Regions from separate parts of the Mus musculus genome. Here region 1 is linked to region 2. A link is a loop called in an ENCODE intact Hi-C map of the cell type or tissue named here. Cell type or tissue: heart. All regions are shown on one strand.

Region 1 (8,000 bases), 170 kb before region 2:
CCCTGACCGAGCTGCCCTTTCTCCAGACTTTCAGAAGCATGCTTTCTGCCTTCCTGGATCCCAAAGGAACTGGAAACAATAAAGCAGCCAGAACCATGACCCTTCCCTCCCCTTGCTTGGAACTTTCTCCAGGACCAGCAAGCACATACTGTCATATAGTCTGAGGTCAAAACCCTGCTTCCTTCCCTCCCTGTGGGCGTGGTACCCACCACCCTCCCTTCCCAAAGCTGACCTTAGGGGACTAATGGACGCCTAGATCTTTATGTGGCTTCCCCTTTCCCTTTCCCAGCTCTGGGCTGCTTTCAGCTCTCTCAGGCTTGACTACCTTGGGGCATGGCCCCAGCCTGCATGCATGGCTACTGTATGAGAAAGCCACTCGCCCACACGCACCTCTCCTGGGAACCTCAGCCCCACGGCTGCTGCTCTTCCTTTCTCGTTGCCCCAAATCGTTGGCATCTCTGGGCATGAAATTCTGAGCCTCTGCCTCTCCGCCCTCTACTGAGTAGGCCCCACAGACCCTGCCTTCTCACACCGTGGTCTCTGCAGTCCCAAGCCCAGCCTCCAGCTCCCTGGCATCCCACAGTGAACGCGCCATCCCACCAGCCAGTCCTCCCATCAGAGGCAACAGCCCAGGCCAGACCTACAGTACTGGCTGTAGCAGTTCTCTGACCTTTCTATCAACATGCCCTTGATCCCATCGCCAAAATCCAGTGGAAGTGCCTGTCGCCATGGCTGTCACCTGCACCTGAGTCATTTCTTTCACTGTCCACACTTCTCTAGACACTTACACAATGCAAATGTTACCTCTTCCAAGAGACCCGCCTTGCCCATGCACTGCAGGTCCCACTGAGCCGCCGATTCCCCTTGGTTCTGTCCTCAGCCATCAGAAAGAACATCAACTCCATCCACAGCTGCCAGAGCGCGTAAGCACAGAGCCTGCCTGTGTGCACATACTACCTCATGCACAGCTAGCACCCATAACAAGATAAAGGACAACTGAACTTCATACTGCCTAGTAGCAGTTCCTGGAAGCACTAGGAGTTAACCGTAGGGGGAAACAGTCTCAGCTACAGCCCAACAAAAGTCCCAGAGGGCGGCTGGAACTGGCTTTTGGTTTGCCAGTTCCACACTTGGCATCAAGGATAAAAGGCGTCTCACCTCCCTTTTCCAACGTGCCAGCCACTCATCCCGTTTCCGTTTGCTGATGTAGTAGGGGTCCCCTGCCTGGAAGGTGAGTCTTGGCATGGGTCGCTGACGGAGGCTGGACTCCCAGCCCAAGCCACCTCGCAGTCGGCCCCGGGAGCCCTAGGACAGAGAGACAGGCAGGTATTAAGGTGGGCACAGGTACTCTGCAGGGTTCATTCCTCCTGGAGGGGAAACTGAGAGGGGTCACTCATCCCAGAGTATAGAAATTCTGGTTCCTGGCCAGAGGGGCTGACCCTCTGAGGAGGGATTAGGAGTTGGCAGGGACTCATGAACAAGGCAGAGAGGGGAAGTGCTTGACCTCTGGAGGGGGATGAGCTGGCTGCCTCACTAGGGGACTTCCAACCTCCACCCCCACTTCCTCTCCCTCTCACAAGGAACAACCAAAGATGGGGCAGGACCCACCCTCGGGCCCCTCACACACACTCGCCACAGTCCATCAGAGAGGTGGTTTTCTTCTAGAATCAGGACCCACAGGGCCCCTGTGGGTGAGGAAAACACTTGCCTCCATTTTCATGGATTCGATGTTGGTCTGCTTCTGTTCTTTGCCTGTGGAAAGGGAAGAACAAGAGGACTGTTGACGGAGTCACGGGGGTGGCTCAGAGGAGCCTGGGGGCCTCCATGGGATCAGGGTCCTCCTAGTGTTTGCTTGTTCATGTGCCGTCCACACAGACCATACCCGTGTGCCAGGCAAGGCCTGGAGCAAAGAGACCCTGGTCCAGGTTCCGGGCCCAAGAACACAGGAAGAAGACAGAACTCAGGGGCATGGCTTCTGGCCTTTGGACCCTGGTCTCAAGTACACAAAAGGGGCTCTGAAGTAGCCATCACCTGCTGCTTGACCCCAGCCCTCACTCAGAGCGAGGGGCAGGAGGGAGGAGGGGCAGAGCAGGGGCAGGAGGGTGGAGGGGCAGAGCAGGGGTTGGGCTGAAGGAACCAGGCTGTTACTCCTTTCTCATGGGGTAGGAAAAGGTGTTGGGGCACAGACAATGGGCCAGTGGGAATAGACCCCAGGAAACAGCTCCAATTACAAACAGTTCTAAATGGTATGGCCCTGCTACCAACATGGAAACTGCCCTCCATTCCTGGCTCTTTCTCAGGTTAAGATAAGGATTTTTGGGGGTGGGGGATGGGGACAGGGTTGTTCCATGTAGCCCTGGCTGTCTAGGAATTTGCTCTGTAGCCTAGGCTGGTCTCAAACTCACTGAGATCTGCCTCTCTCAGGTGCTGGGATTAAAGGTATGTGCCACCCAGCTAAGTCTGGATCCCCTCTTCACCATGACCCCCCCCCCCCAACCTCTGCTGTGTCCTCACTGATCCAAAGTGACATGTTCTAAGGACTGGTGTGAGCAATGAGTGCATGAACAGGGCTTGGCGCACAGTAGGTACGTTGTCAGCATGCTTCCCTTCCCTAAGGAACTCCCTGATGCACACGTTTCTCTGTTTCTTTGGCTTTTCTCAAAGTTCCGGGACTGGGCACTGATCCCAGTTCCTGGGAGGGACATCTGGGCTGGGAGCAGCGGTCTCCACAGCGCCATCTTTAGGAAGGACTCTTTGTGCCCGCATAGGCCGGACACGAGGGCAGTGACATCTTCCTGCCATTTCTGCACGCTTCTCTGGCTCCTCTCCCGGCAGCTCCGCGGCAGGCAGCTGGCTGTATGGCTTTTCCTATTAAGTAGGGAAAATTCGGCCGCCTTTCTTCACCTAGGTGCCTCAATTCTTTTCTTTGAGACTGAGAAAATACAGGGCTTGGGCCCAGAGCAGGAAGGTCGCTAAGGTTGGCTCATGTAGCTTGGTGTGCATGGGGTGGGGGGTTGGAGGTGGGTGGGTACGAAAACAAAGAGCCCCAAACAGAAAAAAAACAGCCCCTGGTACATCTCCTAGCTCAGAAGTGGAAACCACCCACAGCATTTATGGCTCTGAATCTTTAGCTTGGATCTTTCCCCTACTGTCAACAGACAGACCTGAGGTTTCTCTCTGCACCTGCCCAGAACGCTCTGTATCGCCACGTGTGCCGGGCTCCATCTAGAGGGGCTGAAGGGAGGAAGGGAGGGAGGGAGGGAGAAAGAAGGGGAGGGCAGAGCCCCTGCTGGTTACCCCGTGGGCTGTGAACCCCGTGGTAGGCAGGCGTGTCGCTGGGCCTCGTGGAGGTGGTGTGTGGGAGGAGCGTGGTGGCTGTAACCCTTGTGTGGGTGGGGGGTGTACGCCCTCCCAGTACAGGGTACGTGGTTGGCCTTTTAAGGCATATCTCATCCACCACGTCTCTTCCTCCCCGTTTCCTCCATGTCCTCTCACCCACAAGTCTGCTCCCCACTTTCCACGGGGTTCCCCCTCAGGCCTGCTCTGGGCCTCCCACCTCTAGGGCAAGCCCCTCCCTCGGACCTCGGTGCTCAGCCCATGACCTAGGCTGCCAGAAGGGGGTGCCTGCCCTGGATCGCGGCTCCTGCTGAGGCTGCAACAGCTGCTGCAGCAACCATGCAGCAGCCAGAGGAGGGTAGTGAGTGAGGAATCCAAGCTGGCCCAGGCTATTAGACTATGTACGGGACCTAGGAGTTTCCTGAATATCACTCCTTCCTACCCCAGTGTTTTTTAACTACGTTTACCAGGACTGATTTATTCATTATTTTTTATTTTTATTTTTTGTTTTTTTCGAGACAGGGTTTCTCTGTGTAGCCCTGGCTGTCCTGGAACTCAGTTTGTAGACCAGGCTGGCCTTGACTTCAGCAGTCCACCTGCCTCTGCCTCCTGAGTGCTGGGATTAAAGGTGTGGGCCACCACTGTTTGGCCTGATTTATTCATTAGACTACAAGAAAATTTTACCTGAAAAGAAGACATGGTTGAGTTTGCTAAATATTTCACAACAGGCAACAGAGGCCGTGAGTGGATTTCAGGGCTTCTGACTGACCTGCACTGCCACCATTATCCCTTGTGTCCTTTGCCAGTCATCCAGGCCCGGAGTCTTCCAAATGGAGACTTCTTGAAAAAGTTTCCAACTGGCTTCTTTCTGGAATTTTTTCCCTGAAAGACTGCGCATACCTACATGAGCTTTCTCACTGTCAGTCACATGCACGCACGCGCTCACGCAAACACTCTTCCCCTCTCCAGTCTGGCCAGCAGACCACAAACTGTCTGTCTCTGAACACCAGAGCTCTTACTCCCATATGCTCCTGGCTCAGACTCAGGGTCCCTGGGCTAGGTGCCTGTGCCTTCCAGAGTGGCTCTGGAGGACAGGAACATGACTCCAAGTTACCTCAGGTCCTGGGGACAGAGGAGGTCAGGGGCTTCAAGCACTTAACCTGTTGGCCAGAGACTATCCAGTAAAGACTACTCCAAGTTCTCTTTACAGTGAGACAATATCCAGGTGACAGGGCAGGCGCTAGATTTACTCTAAGCATGGTTACTGGCTCGTGTTTGTCCTCACGCTCACTCTGAGCAGAGCAGCCTTGGCTGACTCTCAGCCCACTCCTCCGTTACTAGGTTTTATGTATCCTAATCTGGCCTCCAAAGCTATAAGACAAGAGTGACCTGAACTTCTGACCCTCGTGCCTCCACCTATCAAGTTCTGAGACTACAAGTGTGAGGTGCCACACCTGCCTTCCCTACTTTTTTCCCCATAAGAAAAGCAGAGAAAATCAGGTCGTCTTCACATGGCCCAAGGCTGAAGTGAGAGAAGAGGGCTCTCAGAAAGCATGAGGATCTTTGAGGGAGAGCTACAGATTCTGCGTCTTGGCTTCCCAGGTACTATGGACCACAGCTGGCCAGAGGACCCTGAGCAGTGGGGTAGAGCACACTGTACAGTAGAGGCAGGCACCTGGGTTTCCAGGATGCCTGCAGCTCACAGTGGCACATATTTCAGAGAGCTCAGTGCCTTTCCTAGCCAGATACTGTGTTCCTTCAATGCACCTCGAGGGTGCTGGGATCACAACAAGGCAGGTACCAGGACAGTGCCTCCCACCTGGCAGGATGGAGCCAAAGCTCTAAGGCTGCTCTTTGACCTTGAGGGTTTATTTATCTCCAGGGCTTCCTTGTCTGCATCCAAGTTCTTAGGTACTCAGTCAGCCATCAAGTGTTCGTTAGACATGTTTGGTGTGTGCCAGGTTTTGTGCTGGTCTGTGGAAACCATCCTGAACAGAAACCTGGCTCTTGTCCTCAAGGACCTCACAGTTGGCTAGAGACTGTGTGCTTTCAAATGTGTCATGAGGACTAGACAAGTAGCCCTGGGTTAGACGCCCAGTACTGCGGTAACTGCTATGGTGCTCAAATCTCAGGATTTGGGAGCAGGATGGAAATTTAGGAGTTCAAGGTCACACTCCGCTTATCAAGTTTTAGGCCAGCCTCCTCTCTCCAAAACAACACAAAATAGTGACAGCAGAGCCAAATGTGCTGTTGTGCTTGAAGGACAGTGTTCCTGGGGCAAGGGGACAGATACAGAGCCACAGCAGCCAGGACTTGAGAACTGAAGCTGGCCCTGTCTGTCTGGTCATTATCAAGGGATGTGCTGAGGCCTGTCACAGGAGCAGTGGCGGGGGAAGAAGTGAGAACAGAGCATCAGGGACCTGACAGAAGCCACTAGACTGCAGTGGAGAGAGCCAGGAGGAAGGATGTGGCAGGCACTGGGTGGCAGGTGGCCAAACTAGGCTTTCCTGGCCGCCGTCTCACAGCTGACCTGGCAGGCTGTGATTGGAAGTGATGACTTTCCACCTAGATTCCCAGGGGTTCGCAAGGTCTGGGAGGGGGGGTGAGAGGTTGGAAGCTGCTTCGGATGTGGGGAGGAAGTGGTCCTGCTCTGACAATTCTTAGGCCAGCGAAACAGATCTGAAGAGATGAAGGGAGGCCACCAAACAGCAGAGGTCTAAGAGGTAAAGAAATGTTCAAGAAGAGGTGACGACCTGGGTTGGGGACTCAGACAAAGTCTGAGCAGGATAGGTACACTCCGAGTCTCAACTTCCATTTGACCTTGGGGAGTCAGGTCAGACTCACTCCTGGGTGACCCTAGACATCCAAGAGAGGTGGGCAGTGGCCTCCTGGAGGCTCTGTCCTGTGTGTTGGCGTATGGGGTCTGGCCACAGTTCCAGCAGTCAGCTGACAATGACTGCATCTCAGCTGAGGACTTCAGTGAGGAGATAGTTCCCCTCATTCCAAGGCTCTTTTCTGCTTCCTCTTCTCTCTCTGTTCACGAGCTCTCAACACTCCTATGAGGCCTGGACAGTTCAAGATCCATACGATACAGAGCATCAGATCAGAGGGGAGAGGCTCAAGAGTAAAGGTTAACCAGTCCTGGGTTCTAAAGGCAGCTCAGTTGGTACAGTGCTTTGCCCAGCATACATGAAGTCCTGGGTTTGATACCCTGGGTCCAAGCCTGAGAACCATATAAAAACAGGGACGGCCAGACAAGATGGCTCAGGAAATAAAGGTACCTGCTGCCAGACCTGACAATCTGAGTTTGAACAGGGCTTTACACGATGGAAGGAGAGAACAGAATACAAGTTGCCCTCTGGCCGCTTCATGTATGCTGTGGCATACTCAAGTGCCACACACACACACACACACACACACACACACACACACACGCACACACACGCACATAAATAATAAAATATACATCGTGGCGCCTACTTGTGCAATCCCAGAACTCCGGAGGTAGAGGAAGAAGTATCAGAAGTTCGAGGTCTAGGCTAGGCATTGATAGTGCATGCCTTTAGTCCCAGCACTCAGGAAGCAGAGACAGGCAAATATCTGAGCTTGAAACCTGGTCTACACAGTGAGTTCCAGGCCAGCCAGGGCTACACAGTGAGACCCTTAAAAAAAAAAAAAAAATTCCAAGAACAAAAAGTTAAAGTATTGAAAGTCAGAGGCCAGGTTTGGAGGCCAGAAACAAGTCACTTTTTTTTTTTTTTTTTTTGGTTTTTCGAGACAGGGTTTCTCTGTAGCCCTGACTGTCCTGGAATTCACTCTGTAGACCAGGCTGGCCTCGAACTCAGAAATCCGCCTGCCTCTGCCTCCCGCGTGCTGGGATTAAAGGCGTGCACCATCACGCCCGGCTACAAGTCACTTTCTAAGCTATACTTTTTTCCTGGTTAAGAGGGGGCTAATCAAACCTCTTGAACAAGATCGTTTGGAACAGAAAGTAGAACAACAAATGCAAAGTGCCTCAGAGAGAGCTTAAATATTTGCTGAATAATGAATGAAAGAGATTTCAAAATAAGTTTGGAAACCTCTTTTCTGGAAATGTTCCCTCCTCTGCATAAATATTAGGTTTGGATTCGTACAAAATAAGTTATGCCAATTAATCAATTTACTCATCCCATCATACACACTTGGAAGGAAGACTTCTTGAAATTAAAATGCACATATGCAAAGCAACCTGGCAGGCCCCGGAGGATCAAATGTGATAATGGAGGAGGAGGCGAGGTGTAAACTGTGAAGCCCGGTACAAACACGAAAAGCTAGCTGTCCTCATTACTCACATGTTTACAGCTTGCTTGGCCCTGAAAGCTCTGGCTTAACCTGAAAGAGAAATGTGGGCAACTTTCCAAAATTCCAGGGCTGGGCTATAAAGTCCGCAGATGGAGAGGTCTGAGCAGGGCCGTGTGCAGAGGGCCTCCTCCTCCTGCCTCCCCTTAGTGTCCACTGTCACAACCAAGTTTTCTATGGAGTCAACCAAACTGCAGTGTGTCAGGCAAGACCTCTGCACTGGGATAGGTAAACACTGCACCTGCGGGCCTCATGAGCCAAGGCAGGTCAAGTCTAAAAGTCAAGTGGACCAGCTGGCAGTGGAGGGAAACTGAGGCACACAACCA
Region 2 (8,000 bases):
AGACTCAAATTTTTGATAGGCAAACCAAACAATACCCAAAAAAAGAACAATTCTTTTAATATTTTTTAAAAATTTTTTTTCTTTTTTTTTTTTTTGGTTTTTCGAGACAGGATTTCTCTGTGTAGCCCTGGCTGTCCTGGAACTCAACTCTGTAGACCAGGCTGGCCTCAAACTCAGAAATCCGCCTGCCTCTGCCTCCCGAGTGCTGGGATTAAAGGCGTGCGCCACCAAGCCCGGCTTTAAATTTTTAATTAAGAAACTTTCCAGGTTGAAGAGAAAGCTGGTAAAGCAGGGCCCTACAAACTTGGCAACCTGAACTTTATCTCTAGAACTCAGGAGATGATGTACAGAGGAGCACTGCAGCATGTATTAAGCTAGCTGGCCCACAATCTTCCAGCCATGTCTCCACCTGTCTCTTGGTTAGGGTATTCTGGGACTAGAGATACTACTACTACTACTACTGTCTGGAGGTTTTTATATGGGATCTGAGAATCCAATCCCAGTTTTCAGGCTTGTCAGCAAGCGTTTTACCCACTGAGCTATCTTCTTAGTCCCTAAGTACACACAAACATACATGTTAAATGTATATTCACATATACATATACATACATAAACACATGCATGCACAGGCACACATACATTCAAGTGCTTTAGTATAATCTGCAGTTTCTCAAACCCACTGGGGACTTAGATGTACTCTTCATGGTAAGAGGAACTCCTGCAGACTGGAGGTTGTCTTACGGCTTGCCGTGGTTTGAATGAGAACGGCACCATAGACTCATATGTCTGAATGCTTGGTTCCCAGATGGTGGAACTGTTGAGAAAGGAGTAAGAGATGTGACCTTCCTGGAGAAGGTGTGCCACTTGGTCTCACAGCCCAGTTAGCCTCTGCCTCTATCTGCTGTGTTCACATATGAGGTGTGAGCTCTCAGCTAAGGCTCCAGCCTTCTTCCTTCTTTGTCTGCCTTCTGCCACAATGGTATGGTCCCTAATCCTCATGAATTGCAAACCATAGTAAGCTATTTCTTCTATAAGTTTCCTTGATTGTGGTATATCTTTGCAGCAATAGAAAAGTAACAAAGACAGGGCTGGATCTGTGAGTGCCAATTTATAAAAAAGACAGACACTTCTTTGGATGATGAAAATATCTGCAACCAGATGGTAGTGATGGTTAAAAATGCTATAAATTTAGTAAAAGTAATGTAATTTGCCACAATGAGCAAATTTTATGGTATGTTTATGATGCATATACTTCAAATTTGTTAAGATAACTTTATGTGTTTCTTAAACATTTTTATCTTATTTTATGTGTATGGGTGTTTGCCTATATGTATGTCTGTGTACTATGGTTGTGGAGGACTCAGAGACCATAAGACTGCTTTGGATCCCCTGAGAGAGACAGTCATGAGGTATCATGTATGTGCTGGGAATTAAACTCAGGTTTTCTGAAGAACAACCAGTCTCTTAACCACTCAGCCATCTCCCTAGCCCAATTTTATGTGTCTTTAACCTAATTAAAAAAGGAGGAAGAAGAGAAAGAGAGAACTGGGGAAATGACTTAGTTGGCAAAGTTCTTGCTTTGCAAGCATGAGGAACTTGGTGCTGACTCCCACCCCTCATGTAAAAGCTGAGCATGACAGACAGCACTTCTGTAACCCCAGTGCTGGGGATGGACAAAAAGACAGACAGACCAATGAGCTCAAAGAGAGGGGTGGAGGGAGAGAGAGGGAGGGAGAGAGAAAGACAGAGACAGACAGGCAGGCAGGCAGACAGACAGACAGGGGACACAGTTGTGTTGCTGAGTACTTGCCTAGGATAGATGATGTACTAGGTTTGATTCCCAGCACTACATAAACTAGGTACAGTAGTCTATGCCTACAATCCCAGTGCTGGACAAGTAAAGACTGTATGATTAGAGGCTCAGGAAATTCATGGGGCTAGGGAGATGGCTGGTTATGAAAAATACTTGCCAAAAAATTAAATAAATAAATAAATAAATAAATAAATAAAACCCCCAAAACAAAAAGACAACAAAAAAAGAAAAAGAAAGTAAAATACTTGCTATATAAGCATGAGGATTAGAGTTAAAAGCCCAGAACTCACATGAAAACCAGGGGATATATGACGGTTCACCTGTAATCCCAGTGTTTGGAAGGTGAAGACAGTGGATCCCTGGAATAAGCTAGCAAGCTAAGCAACCAGAATTGCAAAGTTCCTGGTTCAGCAAGAGACCTTGCCTCCGCAGAAACAGAGTGGGGAGCAGCTGAGGAAGACACCCAACATCAGCCTGACCTCTGCGTGTCTGCATGCCTCATATAACCCACCTCGCTAAGAATGGTTTCAGTCACTGAGCAATCCTCCTGACTTAGGCTCCACAGTGCTTATATTACAGACATGATCTACTTTCTATGGCTTGTTATTCTTTTTAATAAATCTTATCTTTATTTTATAAATAATTTAATACCATTTAATTTTTTGAATTAAATTAATCTAAAGATAAATTACAACTTACTGTTATGGGCTGACGAGATGGCTCAGTTGGCACAATAGCTGCTGAATCAATGTAAACAGCCATGAGCGGTGAGTGGTGCACGGCTGCAATGTCTGAGAGGCAGAGAGACAGGAGGATCCCTAAAGCTTTTGGTTAAATTAGCATGTTCCAGGTTCTGTGAGCAACCTTGTCTCAAAAAATAAGGTAGAAGGCTGGGGAGAGGCTTCAGTGGGGAGGATACCTGCTGCCAAGCTTGACGACCTGTTCGATAGCCAGTGCCCACACAGCAGAGACAATCAGCTCTCACAAAGTTTACTCTCATGTGAACACACAAAATACATAAAATGTAATAAAAAAGAATAAGGTAGGGCTGGAGAGATGGCTCAGCAGTTAAGAGCACTGATTGCTCTTCCTGGGTCCTGAGTTCAAATCCCAGCAACCACATGGTGGCTCACAACCATCTGTAATGAGATCTGATGCCCTCTTCTGGTGTGTCTGAAGACAGCTACAGTGTACTTATAATAAATACATAAATAAATAAATACATCTTTTTTTAAAAAAAAAAGAATAAGGTAGCGAATAATTAAAAACACATACCTGGCCGGGCGTGGTGGCGCACGGCTTTAATCCCAGCACTCGGGAGGCAGAGGCAGGCGGATTTCTGAGTTCGAGGCCAGCCTGGTCTACAGAGTGAGTTCCAGGACAGCCAGGGCTACACAGAGAAACCCTGTCTCAAAAAAACAAACAATAAAAACAAAACAAACAAACAAACAAAAAACATACTGGGTCTGAAGTCTTGCCTTCATAAACATGTACATGTGTATACAGACTACCTCCTCCAAATTATCTTTAATGATTTAAAAATAAGAAGGTCAATCCCAGATAGTGTCCCATCGGCTGGCTTCCACTTGTGGACTACAGTGTGGCAGCTCTGTTACAAACTCAATGAGTCCTAGTTGCAGTAGAAGGACATGACCCTTCGCTTCTTGTCAGAATATGAAAATAATACAGACATGAAGCAATCCCAGTTTGGTTTGCTCTCTGTCAGAAAAAACCAGCCACAAACTGAAGTGAAACTCGAAGTAACCTCTAATTAGAGAAATCAGGCTTAAGGACTCTGTGGCTAGATAATTAGACCCTTAGCATGAACAAATTGCTTGAACTACAACAGTAGGTTTATCAAAGACATCAAGAGCTGCAAATTGGATGAAAATGTTTTGACCAAAAGATAGACGAATTTTTTCAGAGACTTAGAAGAAAAGTTGCTAGAGTGCTGATAGACTAATTAATTAGTTTTGTTTTGAATACAAGCCCTGAGATTCTAGAAACCTTGTTTACTTGATAGTGTCAACCTCCCCTAAAAGGACATAAGGAATTATGGCTGCCATCTAGTGGAGGCTTTTGGAAGGTGTAGGGATATGACCATGGAGACATTAAGACTAAGGAGAAAACAAAAACAAAAAGATATGTACTGTGCCATTCATTCATTTATTCTTCAATACATGTAAGTGCTCCAGTGCCCCAGGTACTACTTACACACCTAGGGCTCAGCAGAGAGGGAGCCGAAGCCTTCTGGAGCACACCAAAGCCTTTTGGAGCACACATTTTTGCGATATAAGAACAGATTTGAAAGTTCTAACTTACTGATGGAATCCTAATTGCTTACAAGCTGTTTCATATACATTGTTATTAAAGAATATCCTGAGGTAACTGAGTGACTGATTATCACAAACTTCAAGAAAGAGAACTGAGGCCTTCGCTTTCCTTCAGTCACTTTCCACCGCTGCCTTCTATGGTCCAACCAATCCCTCTGGATTCTGAAACGTGCCATTGGTTTACACTACACTTTAACTGTTGACTATCTCTGCCCCAAAGGCTTCTTAGCACAACAGGAAGCAGGAGATGGAAGGAAGACTGAAAGGAAGGTGGGATGTGGACACAAACCCCAACACCCTTGCCTTTGTTCCTGTCACTCGGCCTCACTGAGGCTGTACTTGGCTTTTCAACAGACTGGTGATAGACATGCCATCAGGGTTGCTGTGAAGGTTAAGTAAGCAAAAAGCTAGACCACTGGGAGTCCCCAGTATCAACATCTGACCTTTAAGTCTGAGAACCTGAACAAATCCTGATACTATGCAAACAATGAGACGGTCAAATATACTTTATTTCATCATTAGCTTAAATTTCTACCCCAAATTGCTACCACAGTTTTTAATTTTTCCTTGTTTATTTTTTGAGGCTGAGTCTTACGTCGCCTTGGCTGGCTAAGGCTATATGAAACCTCTGATCCTCCTGCTTTTACTTCCTAAGTGATGGGATTATAGAAGTATGCCACTACACCTATTATTTCTTGTTATGCAATAGTGGAAAAATGTAAGATTTTGTGTGCTTGTTGTGTATGTAGTGTGTGTACTTCTGTGTGTGTGGGGTGCATGGGGTGGGTCAGAGGTTAACAGCAGCTGTCTTTCAGTGACCATTTTCTACTGTTTAATGTTTGAGAGAAGGTCTCACTGGACCTGAAGCTCAAGTGTTTGGTCAGACTGGGTGGTCAGTAAGCTTCAGGGATCTGCCTGTCGCCCCAGCATGGGGACTGTAGGCACAGGTCACTGTATCTGGCTTCTTACAGGTTCTGAGGATCCACACTCAAGTCCTCATGTTTGCACTTTATCAGCTAAGCCATCTCTTTAACACTCCCCACCCCACACAGCTTCGGTTTGGTTTTGTTTTGAGACAAGATGTCTTTTGGCTGTCCTGGAACTTGCTCTGTAGAGTCAGGCTGGCCTCAAACTCAGAGGTCCACCTGCCTCTGCCTCCTGTGCTGGGATTAAAGGTGTGCACTATCACCAACTACTACTGCTATTACTCCCACTTCTTCCTCTTCCTCCTCTTCCTCTCCCTCCTCCTCCTCAGTCCCTTTAAAGACAGGGTCTCACTAGGTAACCCTGGCTGACTTGGGACTCAGTGTGTACATCAGGCTGAGCTTGAACTCTCAGGATCTTTCTGCTTCTACCTCTCTACTGAGCCTTACACACCTTTTAAACAACAAACTCTCACTCTATAACCAAACTGTCCTAGAACTCAGAGCAATTTTCCTGTCTCAACCTTCTAAGTGCTAGGATTACAGACATGAGCTACCATACCAACCTTGGACAATTTTTTGTTTTGTTAATTTTTATTTTATTTTGTTGGGGATGGGGGACACAGCATGGCACACGAAGTGAAGATTAGAAGAAACTTGGAAGGAGAATTCCACCATGTGTTCTGAATACCAAACTTAAGTTGTCAAGGTTGGTAGCAAATGCCCCCACCCAATGACCCATCTGTTCAGCCTCTTTGTTTGTTTTTAATTAATTTATCATGTGTGCACTTGTGCTTACATATGTACACATGTGTACACACACACACACATACACAGAGAGATCAAAAGACACCATTACATCAGTTCTCTCCTTCACACTGTTGGCTTTGAGAACCAAACGAAGGTCATCAGGCTTGGTGGCAAGCACATTTCCCACCTGAGACAGCACTGACCTTGGAGTTTTAATTTTATTCTTGCCCTGTAATGTTGGTAAGTTTAGTTTTTTGTTTGGTTTGTTTTGGTTTGTTGTAAAAGAGTCTTGCTCTATGGCTCAGGCTGGTCTGGAATGCACAAAAATCGTTCTGTCGGACTCAAAGTGCTAGGGTTGAAGGTATGAATCACCATATCTACTTAACTGTATTTATTTGAGCACATATGTGTATGTTTTCATGTGTTCATATGTGTATGGGTACACACATGTGTGTGTTTATAGAACCCCAAAGTTGATGTCAGGTGTCTTCCTTGCTCACTCTTTACCTGTTGAGAAATGGTCTCTTGCTGAACTCAGGACTCACCAATTCCAGCGACTCTAGCTTGCCACCTTGCCCTGGGCACCCTTCTATGGCTCCTGGAAGCTGAGATTATAGGCAGCTGCTATGCCTGCCTGGCTTTTATATGGGATCCAGGGATCTGAATTCTGGTCACTGCGCCTTCTTACCAGCCTTAAACTTAAGGTGTCTACTGTGTCCATGGCCACAACAGTGCACAGCACTACAGCTTCTCAAATGCTGCACAGCTGGTGCCTCTCCAGCTGGCCTCTCCTCTTTTATTCTAGTCCTGCTCCTTATCTCAGCAGACAGACAGTGGGGCTTTTGTTTTTTATCTTTAAATTTTTTTAACGGAAAACTTGATAAGGCTACAGATCTTCAATTCAGGATAATGCTCATCAATGAGCAGCAACAGCCCAGGAGTCTTTGGCAGCCCCTCTGGAGCATCAGGGCTCTGGTTCCAATGCCTTTTCCTGCCAGGACACCCCGCCCTCCACAGTAATCCCTAGTCATCTTTGGCTTCATTGTAAATGTCATTTTTCATGAGTGCATTTCCTAGCTTGGCACCAAGATAAAGACAGACGATAAGGTAAAGACATTGCCAGGCGTGGTGGTGCACGCCTTTAATCCCAGCACTTGGGAGGCAGAGGTAGGCAGATTTCTGAGTTTGAGGCTAGCCTGGTCTACAAAGTGAGTTCCTGGACAGTCAGGGTTACAGAGAAACCCTGTCTCAAAAAACAAAAAACAAAAACAAAACAAAAAAAAAAAGAAAAGGAAAGAAAGAAAAAAAGGTAAAGACATCTTGTTACAGAATTAGTTTGCATATTAGGCCAAATATGAGACATTATTTTCCAAAGATTCAAAGTAAATAGGATAGTTATTCTGAATACAATGGAACAATTGTGAAACTGATCAGAAACCATGAAACTGGTTCATCAAGAAATTCTCAGGAGATTTAAAGAAATCCCTAAGCCCCTTGGTATTTAGTTCAAAGAATGCCAAAGGCACACAGCTGAAGAATACGTAACACAAGGATGCTATTCTTTCAAATACAATTTCAGACATCTTTAAAAGATATTTATCTAGTTGGTGAGATGGCCTGCCCTGGGATGCAAATGGTGAAAGGAGAGAAGTGACTCCCAAAAGTTATCCTCTGACCTTCACATGGCATAGCATAGCATGCGCTTGCACAGACACACACACACACACACACACACCCCTTCCATACGATAAGGAAGGAAGTAAATAAACAAGACACTGATCTGACACCAGGTAGATGGTACAAAATGAAAGTTAATTATGAACTGACATGTCACATCAGGCAAAGGGCTCTTCACTTGTGCTTCCTGAAGGGCAGCTCTAATGTCTCCCTGTTGCCGAGCTTCCGGATATGCTTTATGTGCTCATACAGATCACATTTTAAAAAAAATTTGTCTTTTTGTTTCTTTTTTTCAGAGCTAAGGCCCCAACCCAAGGCCTTGCACTTGCTAGGAAAGCCCTCTACCACTGAGCTAAATCCCCAACACCCAGAATCACATATTTTTGAAATTTGGATAAATGGTCAGGGTATACTAGTCCCTCTGTAAAAGTTCTACTGTAACCAGAGATTCTAGGCAAAAGCCTAGGTTCTGGCAGCCACACCTGACTAGGCATGACCGCCTGC

Evidence for each region. A loop is a pair of places that touch in the nucleus more often than their neighbours do. Peaks named below come from ENCODE experiments on the same cell type or tissue, not always from the same donor. Only the 100,000 strongest peaks of a DNase experiment are listed, where the experiment ranks them.
Region 1: a loop joins it to region 2, with 2.0 times the contacts of the local background. A loop is called at or near these places in 2 of 42 quality-filtered maps.

The regions. Positions count from the first base shown.
Region 1 is chr12:3,866,587-3,874,586 of GRCm38, reverse strand. It overlaps Dnmt3a (DNA methyltransferase 3A), which reads right to left. Exons shown (of 23, transcript NM_007872.4): 5 at 1,709-1,752; 6 at 1,159-1,305. Among named protein-coding and RNA genes, the nearest start is that of Dnmt3aos, 8.3 kb to the right of the region's middle. In heart, CTCF peaks have their summits at 2,733 and 3,614 (motif pointing right); DNase peaks (open chromatin) are centred at 1,486, 2,706, 3,496, 5,786 and 5 weaker places; H3K4me3 peaks cover 963 bases; H3K27ac peaks cover 6,705 bases.
Region 2 is chr12:3,691,822-3,699,821 of GRCm38, reverse strand. All of the region lies in intron 9 of Dtnb (dystrobrevin, beta), which reads right to left. Among named protein-coding and RNA genes, the nearest start is that of Dnmt3a, 110 kb to the left of the region's middle. In heart, a CTCF peak has its summit at 3,885 (motif pointing left); no DNase peak of the experiment used is centred here.